Linked DNA regions of Homo sapiens: region 1 is linked to region 2. Evidence: chromatin loops called from intact Hi-C (ENCODE). Cell type or tissue: heart right ventricle. All regions are shown on one strand. Each heading gives the region's core, and the rest is flanking DNA. Links, peaks and the distances in the headings are about the cores only.

Region 1 (5,374 bases), core at 94-5,093, 59 kb before region 2:
CCCTCCTGGTTCATTCCGTGAGTCATCCAGAAGGCATCAGAGCCTCGTCATTTTGGCAGCCGCAGGGCATTTGTGCCCAGCGAATTATGGGCAGCTCTGATCTGAAGTAACAAGGTTGAGTCGAGATAGGTTGAGAAATGACCCAGACAGAAACAGGGGCCTCGGCTGGCAGCCCCAGCCACACCATAACTGCACCCGTAGCTCAGATGAGGTCAGGACATTTTTGCTTTGTGACAGATTTGGGACGCAGAGAAAAGAGTTCAGGCTTTGTACTGACCGAGGCCAGCACTGACACCAGTGCAGACAAAGAGGTTTGTAGCCAGGGGAGTGGAGGGACGGACAGCTCAGATTTTAGCTGACGATGATTCTCATGGCCTGTGTACAAGTTCCCACTAATGTATCATCAGTACCAGCATCTCTGAGGAAGATGTTTTTCCCACTGTGCACAATGCAACATCACTGTCCCCAGGGTACATGGGACAGAAAAATCCCTGTTAGAACTGGGCACAAAACTGCGCTTCTGAACATTTCAGGATATGATCCTTTCAGGATACTGTGTCTAGCACCCAAATTTTGAGGACTCAAGTTTTCATTAAAGCAACAGGCAGTGATGATGATGTGCTTTCCAAATGCAAATTGTAGGAACATTTAATTAAATGGGACCCTTAGGAGCAGTAACCATTCTCAGATCCCAGTTAACCTGGTGTATTAGAATGTCTCAGCAGTGGAAGGAATTCATGCCTGGGCTTTGGTGATGCTTCTCAAACAGAGCATCTGGCACTGTTCGTGGAAAAAGGTGATTTCAACTTGAAGCAGAAAGATAAGGTGGCGCTTTGTAGAATGTAAAAAAGTCTAACCCTAGCTTCTGCAGAGAGCTGGGCTGCTGCACCAATTATGTTGTGTGGCATTTTACTTCCAAAGGGCAGCTTTGGTCATGGAGGAGAAGACAAAAGCGTGGTGCAGTTTTTTGGGGATTTTTTTTTTTGACAGCAAGAGAGATGAGATACAATTTGTATTTTTGAACTCTGCTTTCAGATAACTTTATAAAGGGCTTTAAAACTGTCTTTGTAAATGATCCAGAAGAGTTAGGCTCTAAAGAAGTTTTGAAATACCTCATTCTATTTGTGCTGCTTTTTATCCTTTCTAAAAAAACAAAAAGATTATTAGATGGTAGGAAACTATGTCTAAATAAACCCAGTGAGTTGTTACATTTTTATTCATTTAAAATATTAAAATGACAATAAGAGAGGTTTTTAGTTATCAGAGCATGTTGCAGAGGTATAAGAGGAAGCAGAGAGTACTGTTTTCTAGATTAACTGCTCTACACAGAAATGAACAGCAGTATAGATTAACCCATAAGAGTCCAAATAACTCCCCCTGCTTGAAGCTTTATATGGTGATCTGTGGTAGAATGTCCCTCCTCTGGTTATGCTTTTCTTTGGCTAATAGTATCATTTGTCTCCCCACCTCTCCTGTAGGACTGAGGTGCCGTTGTGGGGACATAACGCAGAAGCGTTGCCACAGGATAAAGACAGCACTCGACATATAATAAAAATCAATATGGATAAGACACCTATTACACAGATAATCCCATATGAAATAAATTAAACCCGTTTTACAGATGGATTAATTGTTTTGTCCTTGTTCTGTTGACTTCCAGACCTTGTTATCTCTCCTGTTTTCCTGGATCATATTGTCTCTCAAATATCAATAGCACAGTTTTTGGCTGTGTTGTTTTCAAACAGCCTACTTTTGGGGAACCACGAGGACGTAGTGGCAGGACTAAAGGTCAAGGTCACTTCAGTGTTCTCCCAAATCCCGCTGGCATAGGCTCTTTCCTTGTCTGCTTTGTCTGCAGGATTCAGCACCAAGAGCTCTCAAGAGCAAATCCACAGGCAGCTAAATCAAGAAGGTGGCTCTCTTCCCTCCTCTTTGCTCCCCTCTTCCTGCAGAGATGCAAGATGGCTTTGAAATGTCCCTATCTTCCTTCCCTTCTGATTGCCTTACTTGTTCAGATGCTTCCATCCTGAACATTTTCTAGAGTCCCCTGCCTAGTCGCCCTGGAAAGTACCCAGGGAAGCCACTTACGGCCTATCCATCAAAGCACAGTGCGTGTCTCCTTTCTCAGACAGAGGACGTAATCATCCATGCCCACAGAGGAGAGCGTGTGCCCTGAGTTTCAGTGCCGGATCAGAGACTGGAAAAGTCTGTATGCCCCCTCCCTACCTTACAGTCTTTTACTTCTCCACCTGGGGAAAACAGCAGATGGAGGAGAGGAAAGAGAAGTTTAGCTGGCATCATTAAAATGACTTTCTAGTCTCCTGCGAGCTTTCTCTCAAGTAGATTCTGCTGAGTTCTGCTTGGACTGGTAAGCACAGAGAGTGAGTCATAGAGTGGCCCTCTAGAATCCTCCAGCCTGTGCTTATTATGCAGCATGGAGGTGTCCTGGCTAGAACAGGGCCTCTAATTTATCATGTCTTCTCACTAGGTGAGGTGAATAGGGCTCCACAAACCACCGTGGGGACCAGTGGCATCAAATTCTGGTGCTAACAAAGGAAGTTCCATCACAGACAAGGAGTGAGAAGAAGCCAGGGTAGAAACAAGCGACCCCTGCTTCCATGTGAAGCTTCATTCCCCAACCCATTCTTCAGACAGAGAAAGGGTGCACACGCAGACCCGCAAGCACAGCCTTCGCACGTGTGCTCACACAGCCGCAGTATTTACGGCACTCACGACGTGTCCAGCTTCTTTGTGCGCTCACAGCAGGCACTGCACTGTCCGTGGTTACCCTTAGGGTGGCGCTGTTTATTGGCGCCTTTTTGCTTGGCACATTCTGGTTCCTCTGCATGGAGTCTCCTTTCTCTTTCCCCTACCCAGGGGATCTGGCAAACTCGTGTTGCTCCATGTAGAGTCAGCTCAGAGGTCCCTTCCTCTCAGAAGCCATCTCTGCCTCCACCTACCTCCAACACAAGAGTTTGCTAACAGGTCCACACTGTGTTTAGCACTGTCACCTTGCATCATTTTTTGGTGTGATTGTATCTGTTGCACATACACCTGTGTCCCCGCTACACACTTTGAGAGGTAAAGCTCATCTTTTCGTTGTATACAGCACATGTACAGAAATATGTGCCTGGCACATAAAGGCAATTAGTAGATATTTGTCGAATGAATGAGTGAATAAATCATTTTTTGGGGTAGAAGTGGTGTAGAATATCTGACTACTACATGTGGATACTAAGAACTAATTGTTGTTGTGGAGTAAAATTTCTTGTGTTTGTCTGTATATATATAATTTTTTTTTTTTTGAGATGAATTCTCACTCTGTTGCCCAGGCTGGATTGCAGTGGCACAATCTTGGCTCACTGCAACCTCCACCTCCTAGGTTCAAGTGATTCTCCTGCCTCAGTCTCCCAAATAGCTTGGGTTACAGGTACGTGCCACCATGCCTGGCTAATTTTTGTATTTTTAGTAAAGTAGGGGGTTTCTCCATGTTGGCCAGGCTGGTCTCAAACTCCTCACCTCAGGTGGTCCACCCACCTTGGCCTCCCAAAGTGCTGGGATTACAGACATGAGCCACAGTGCCTGGCCTCTTGTTACAATTATTGTTGTCTTTCTATCAAAAACATTACCAAAATCTCCTTTTACTTCATAACACTCATAAGACTCCATCTATAGAATTCCTTTTCTGGTAGAAGTGCTCCCTTGTTGGGCCTGGCATCTTATGGGCTCACCCTTATATTCTCCCAAGAGAAGTCCCCATTTTTCAGTGGAAGAGATCTAGCTATGTCTATGGTTTCCTGGTGGCGGGGGCTGGTCCACAGACCTAGAATGAGTTGCTGGGGAATTGGGTAGGGTGAGCCCTTTGCATTGCTGGGTAGAAGAAAATTTGACCTGGGCGCAGTCATCAGTTTGGACTCTAACTTCCTAGCTAGTTCTGTGTGTGTCAAAATCCTCCAGCATAACATTTGCCATGATGAGCAAGGAAGTGTAGTGTTTTTTCCCCTCAGCGAAATGTTAAAAGGCAAAAAGGCTATTTCTGCTCACCCAGAAAAACATTTTGGCTCTAGCAGAAAACAAAACAAAAAAAACTTACAGCCTTAAAACTAAAAAGAGGCATTGAAATACAGTACCTTCTCCCCACGCTGTTCAAAACACTTCGTGAGCAAGCACATGTAGCACATGTAGGAGAGAGGCCGAGTATGTTCTGAACTAATATTTTAGTGTATTATTTAAAATCTGGCCAGAGCACAGCATATTTGCATGCCTGTCTTTGGGCTCTGTTTCTAAAACAAGGAGAGTGGTGATGAAATCCGCAGCTGGTGTGCTGGCCCCAAGCCTGGGCAGTTTGGGCTCCATCACACCCTGGAGCAGCCAGCAAAGTTGCTGGAGCCGCTGATGGGAGGTGCCTTTGGGGTGGGCAGAGTTGTGGAGTCCTCTCCTTTCTCTGTAGTCAACACACGAGAGTCAACATGGAACTTGAGGTCTGTGAGCGTTTGCTGAGCCTGTGACCAGGAGGTGCTCCTGGAGAATGAAAGCGGGTAGGTAGGAGACAAGTGGTATCCAGCTCCCAGGGACTCACAAGGAGCCCTAATGAAACAACATGGTTCTTTCTTAAGTGGACCCATTTCTCCCATTACTCCTTCAAACCTCTGGGTTTCCCCTGACCAAAAAACAGGCATCCAGGGTGTATCCTGCCACTGTGCAGTGCCCTGCTTTGGTTAGACAGTGCCCATGTGAACATGAAGTTTTCCTTCTGACAGGCGGCAGTCTTCTCAGGCTAGAAGAGTAGACAGAGCTTCCACCTGTGTACAAGGGGCGTCTGCCGTCCTCATGCTACTAATGCCCAACCAGATGAAGGGTGTGTGTGTTTGTGTGTGTGTGTGTGCATGTGTGCAAATCCTTAAATAGGTATAGGCATATGTAGTCAGTCTTCATTATTTGTGGTTTCTGTATTTGGGAATTTGCCTATTTGCTAAAATGTATTTGTAGCCCCCAAATCAATACTCACGGCACCTTTGAAGACATGTGCAGGGTGGGGAAACATTTGAGTTGCCTGAAGTGCCTGTTCCCAGCTGAGGTCAAACAAGGTGACCTTGGCCGGGCGCGGTGGCTCACACCTGTAATCTTAGCACTTCGGGAGGCCGAGGCGGGCGGATCATGGGATCAGGAGATCGAAACCATCCTGGCTAACACAGTGAAACTCCATCTCTACTAAAAATACAAAAAATTAGCCGAGCATGGTGGCAGGTGCCTGTAGTCCCAGCTACTCGGGAGGCTGAGGCAGGACAATGGGGTGAACCCGGGAGGCGGAGCTTGCAGTGAGCCGAGGTCGTGCCACTGCACTCCAGCCTGGGTGACAGAGCGAGACTCCATC
Region 2 (5,374 bases), core at 200-5,199:
AATATTAGGAAACCTACAAATACAAAGGCCTTCCCATTCATCAACCCACCTACCCACCCATCCGTCTACCTACCCATCCATCCTCCCATCCATCCCTCCATCTGTCCTGCCACTCATCCCTCCATCTGTTCATCCATTCATCCATCCATCCAGCCAACCAGCCAGCCAGCCTTCCATCCATCTGTTCATCCATCCATCTGTCTATCCATCCATGCATCTATCCATCTATCCATCCTTCCATCCTCTTAATGGCATGTCCTCATGGTGTGGCATATTGAGAGAGAATGATTACTGTTCCTTAATAGCAGTTTAGTAGACGTTATTTTTCTTAGGTTGTCCTTTTTTTTTTTTTTTGCTTTTAAAAAATTTTTTTCTTGGGTTTTTTGTTTTGTGTTAGAAGAGTGGTATTTTCACTTGCAAGAGATTTTTAAATTCAAGAAGCCAAGAAGCACTTAAGGATACAGGCTCAAAGGTAAGCCAAGCCAATCCCTCCTAAATTTTAAGTTCTTATTTTAAGGCTGTGGATGATACTTCATAGGGTTCTTGAGAGAAATGTATGGGGGACACCATAGGCACAAAAGCTAATTGCAGCAACAGCGATGACACTAATGCTGCTGCTCTTGCTGCTGCTGCTGCTACCACTACTACTACTGCTGCTGCTGCTACTGTGGCTAGCAAACATATCAGTGGCATCCACTTGTTGTTTTGGAGAATGCTAGGCTCTGGGCCAGGCACTTTCCATTCTTGCTTTCTGATTTGTGACAACTCTACAAGGCAGGTATATCCTATTCCACATGTGAGCAAACTGAGGCTGGACATGAGGCTATGATCAATTCTTTTCCTTCCCCAACCATTCCCGTAGCTGTCTCTATGAGTTTAGTGTTAAACTGGGATGATCTGGGACTCTCTTCTCAGTCAGCAAAGGCAGAAGGAAGTGTTTTGAATTCTCCCGGCCGTGAGTGGCTGCCATCTACCTTGCTGATGCCGCGTGATGCATGGCAGTAAGAGTTAATGTTTCCCAAGGGTCCTTTAGCAGTGGAGATGCTGGAAGAGTGGTACACGGGTTTCTAAGTTACTTAACAGATTTTATGAACTGCTAATTACCTTGTAAAGACATTTTATTGAGCTAGAGTGATCTGCTGTTGGCACTGATTGTTTACATATCTCAGTCCTTTGGCCTGTTTCTTTTGCCCCAGGTCAGCGCATCCCTGAGAGCTCTGCTCTGTGTGCAGCAGGGAGGCTTTGGTGCAGTTCTTTACCCTGCACGTGTCCAAGCCCGTGTCCATGCCCTTGTCCACCACCAGTCACCAAGTGTAGGGATGGGTCTCTGTTTCTCCATCCGGTAACTCCTTAACTGTCGTTAGGAAAGGCAAGCAGAGGAACTGCAGTCTTGGGTGTGACCTCCCAATTTGACTACTAGATTTGGCAAGAAACAAGAGCCTTGGCTTTCCTATCTGCAAAGTGAAGGAAAGAATGGAGAAGGCAGGTGTGTGTTCCTTGTCTAATGGACTGTTCCTCCACAGCCTATAAGAAGTTTCTCACTAAGGAGACAGAAGTGACGAGAGCAGGTGGTGGTATGTTTAACAAATACCTGAGAGCAAGTAGAACTCATCAGCTTCTGTTTTATTTTTATTTTTCCTACTGAGTAGAATGCCTTAAAATGGAAAGTGTGGGACAAACAGGTTTACAAAGCAGCTAGAGTCCACAGTAATTAAAAAGAAAAAAAATAGTCTAGGGGTCCCTAAGGGTTCTATGATTTCTGCTTTCCGTTTTCTTCAGAGAATTTGATGTGAGTTCATAGGTCTGTAACCAGTTATTTATTTTAAAAAGCTATGCAGGACAAGGAAAGAGACATGTACAAAGGAGGTGGCCATGACCGTCATGGTTTTCATTACACTGGTAAAGATGGATTCTGAAAACAATGGACAATTCATGAGAGAGTGTAACAACATTCCCACCAAATGTCTAGCATAGATTATGGCCGGGCACAGTGGCTCACACCTGTAATCCCAGCATTTTCGGAGGCCAAGGCAGGTGGATCACTTGAGGTCAGGAGTTCAAGACCAGCCTGGCCAACATGGTGAAACCCCATCTCTACTAAAAATACAATAAACTAGCTTGGTGTGGTGGTGCACGCCTGTAATCCCAGCTACTTGGGAGGCTGAGACAGGAGAATCACTTGAACCCAGGAGGTGGAGGTTGCAGTGAGCCAAGATCGTGCCATTGCACTTCAGCCTGGGTGACAGAGTGAGACTTTGTCTCCAAAAAAAAAAAAAAAGGGGGGGTACATTATTAAACAGATGGTGAGCTTTGATAGAAGATCTCTGGGAGTTGTCATGAGCTCTCTAAAAAGAAGCAAAGCCAAATAATGCATTACATTTTTGATAGGGTCGGTATTGTGACAATAAATGCTAAATACGTGATTTCCTGGAGATGTAGAACAAACGTTCTTTTAATATCCTTGTGAACTTTCTAAACAACACCACATTGCTTTATTTGTTGAGAGATAAACTTTGTGTAAGACACAGGCTAATGCCTTTACATACGTTGTCCCACATAAATCTCAAATTCACCATTTGACGAAGGTACCGTCATCGTTTTTTTCGATATTGTGGATGAGCAAATAGGCTCAGAGATTTAGCAACTTGCCCAAGGTCACACAGCCAGCAGCAGCAAAGAGGAGTCTCATCCTGGTTTCTCTGTCGTCTTCACCCGTGCTTTGGCCACAGCACCGCAGTGCTCTCTAAGGACTTCTGTAAGCTGCACAGTTTGCTCCCGACGCATGCATTAAAGGATTGACATTGGTCTGGAAAGACCCCTGGTGTGGAGTGCCACAAGACTGTGCCTTTTGCTTTGTGCCGTTCAACATTTTTATCCATGTCCCTAACGAAAACACAAAGACACACTTACCACATAAACGAAGCAGTTTGCACAGGCTGGAGGAATAGATCATGAAAACAGGACCGCGTAAAATAATCTGTCACACCCGTGGACAGAAACCTCGACTGCCATTGCAAAGTGCACAAGTCTGCAGCTTGGTTTTTAGTTTATTTTAGTTTTCAGGTAAGGCACGAATGTGCAAGAGGAAGCTTAGGAGCAGAGTTTGAGACAAGGATGTGGGCAGTTAAGAGCCTGCACTGACTCCTCTGATCACAGCGTTCGGCTCAATCTGCACAAACCATGTTGAGAATCTTCCCTAGAATTTCTGCCGAGACTTAGCAGTGGGCACAAAACCCATCACTCTGCTTATGTGCTGCTGTTTATACTGGGTGCCTCTGAGCACCATGTGGGAAACAAAGACCAGAGTCTCTTGTGGAGGAAGAGAGGGCAGCACACAGTGGGGGAGGCTGGTCGGTCGTATGTCAGGTGATGATGGTACCAGAATGGCTGGGGGCCTCCTGGGAATTTCCACAAGTCCGTTGAAGTCCCCAGCCAGGGGATGGTTGAGTCCAAATCCGAGGCCTCCAGGTTCCCATTAGCATCCTCGGGAAGCCACAGCACCAAAATCTGCCCCCCACCCTGGCCTTTGCTGACCCCAGGAATAGCTCCGGCTCCTGCCCCTCAACATTTGCAGGATGTTCGCCACCATGCTTCACTCAGCAAAAGTATTTTTTCTACAGATGTTTATTGAACGCCGACAGCACTAGACAGCCAGTGTTCTAGGCCCTGGGGATACATTTTTAATGAAATACAGAGAGAAAAGATGAGGAGAGAAAAGACACAAATTCCAGCCCTCAGATCTGAGAGACAGTCTAACCCAGAGCCCAGCCAATCCAATCAGGATTTGGGACCTAATGCAATATTCAGACAGCCCAAATATAATCGTTTTAAGCTAGAATGATCAGGACTTGGGTTTAAAAAGCAAAGTAGATTTTGTTCCACAATAAAATCACTGCTTCTGATTTTTGTGGAGAAGATGCTGCAATTAGGGGTTTTTCCATTAGATCCGAAGCCAAGTGGAGAATGCCAGAAGTTTGGCATTCCCAAGAATTTTTGTAGGATCTGGAAATGAGAGTGTTTTGCTTTTTGCTGGCGTATCAGTTAGGAGATCTTGACGTTCTTGTTTCAGCTGCAGGCACAAGTGTGTGTGTGTGTGTGTGTGTGTGTGTGTGTGTGTACGTACATGAGAAAACCCCTGACCCATGGTCAAACAACCCCCAAAACTGCCAGTTGATTAGAAAAATGTCCTGTTTCCTTCAGGCCCCAGAGGACATACATTTAAGTAAATACTTTAATTAAATTACATCCTGTTGCCAAGTAATTTCTTAAAAGAGAGGCGGTAAATGGAATCTCTTCTGGGAAAGTTTGCTATAATTACTGGATGGCTTTCTTGGGGAGGAAAATGTTTATTTAAAAACTCCGCAGCCTCTTATACTTCTATGCCAGGTCTCTGACCCTGGGGGAAAAAAAGGAAACTTGTTCACTTCCTGAGGTTGCCAAATTTAGGATTTGTCCCTGGCGATGGGAACAGCTATCAGGGATTGTTTTGCCTTCCCAGCCAGGCTCCTGCCCTGGAGTGGGCATGAGCGGCAGGACCCCTTTGCTCTGGGGATTAAAGATGTTTGCACTGGACCCAACCAGAGACTATTCCCAGGCTTGGTAGGTGTCCATATATAAACTCTCCGTTCCGCATCTTTTACCTACTTAAACGTAGTCAGTGCCTGGGCAAAGACTCATGTGAACATTTGTTTTTGAAAAATGTTTGTTTTCTCATAAAGAAATACATATTCTCTGTAGAAAATTTGGAAACACAATAAAGGCTAAGCAGGAAAATAAGAATCATTTTCCTACAACCCAGGGAAAAAGTACATTTTTGACTGTTTTTTTTCCCCTCCTTGTATTTTTTTTTTCCCAAACACATATATGTAGTCGCGCTGACACTGTGTAAATGAATTATTTCATAAGATTTTGTCAAAAGGAAAGGTGAATGGCCTCTGGCCCCAGGATCTGGGCTCCCAGTGCAGCTGAGGCCTGCTCACTTGGCTTCATACATTTTTAATAGAACTCTTCCGTCTCACGTTATGAGAGATAAAAGATCTATGATTCAATCAGGCACCTTCTTGGCTCAGGTGAAGAGTCTGTGAACCAAAAGGCCACAGGTCAATTACCTCGGAGCTGCTAAGAATTGCAGCCTGCCGGCTCAGTCTGGCTTCAACCGTTGCATTATTACTCTAATAAAATGTCCTCGGCTACATTTTCGTAACAGTTGGTGATAGGAGTCCCAAAGGGGATTGGGCATTTATCTTGAACACGGGCTCTGCCCACGTTCCTACCATAGCATAGCAAAGTTTGGCTTAAAATTGAATGCGATCCTCCTGTTGATTCTTTCTGTGTGTTTTATCCCACAAAATGCCCCAAAGGGTTAGTTGGTTTT

Evidence for each region. Peaks named below come from ENCODE experiments on the same cell type or tissue, not always from the same donor. Only the 100,000 strongest peaks of a DNase experiment are listed, where the experiment ranks them.
Region 1: a loop joins it to region 2, with 1.9 times the contacts of the local background. A loop is called at or near these places in 7 of 110 quality-filtered maps.

What each region holds. Positions count from the first base shown.
Region 1 is chr15:91,966,019-91,971,392 of GRCh38, forward strand. All of the region lies in intron 2 of SLCO3A1 (solute carrier organic anion transporter family member 3A1), which reads left to right. LOC124903557 (a long non-coding RNA gene) reads left to right here. Exons shown (of 2, transcript XR_007064764.1): 1 at 1-796; 2 at 1,479-1,626. Among named protein-coding and RNA genes, the nearest start is that of SLCO3A1, 110 kb to the left of the region's middle. In heart right ventricle, for the core only: a CTCF peak has its summit at 2,805; a DNase peak (open chromatin) is centred at 4,343; H3K27ac peaks cover 4,906 bases.
Region 2 is chr15:92,024,828-92,030,201 of GRCh38, forward strand. The region is part of intron 2 of SLCO3A1 (solute carrier organic anion transporter family member 3A1); the gene reads left to right. Among named protein-coding and RNA genes, the nearest start is that of SLCO3A1, 170 kb to the left of the region's middle. In heart right ventricle, for the core only: no CTCF peak of the experiment used is centred there; no DNase peak of the experiment used is centred there; H3K4me3 peaks cover 380 bases; H3K27ac peaks cover 2,744 bases.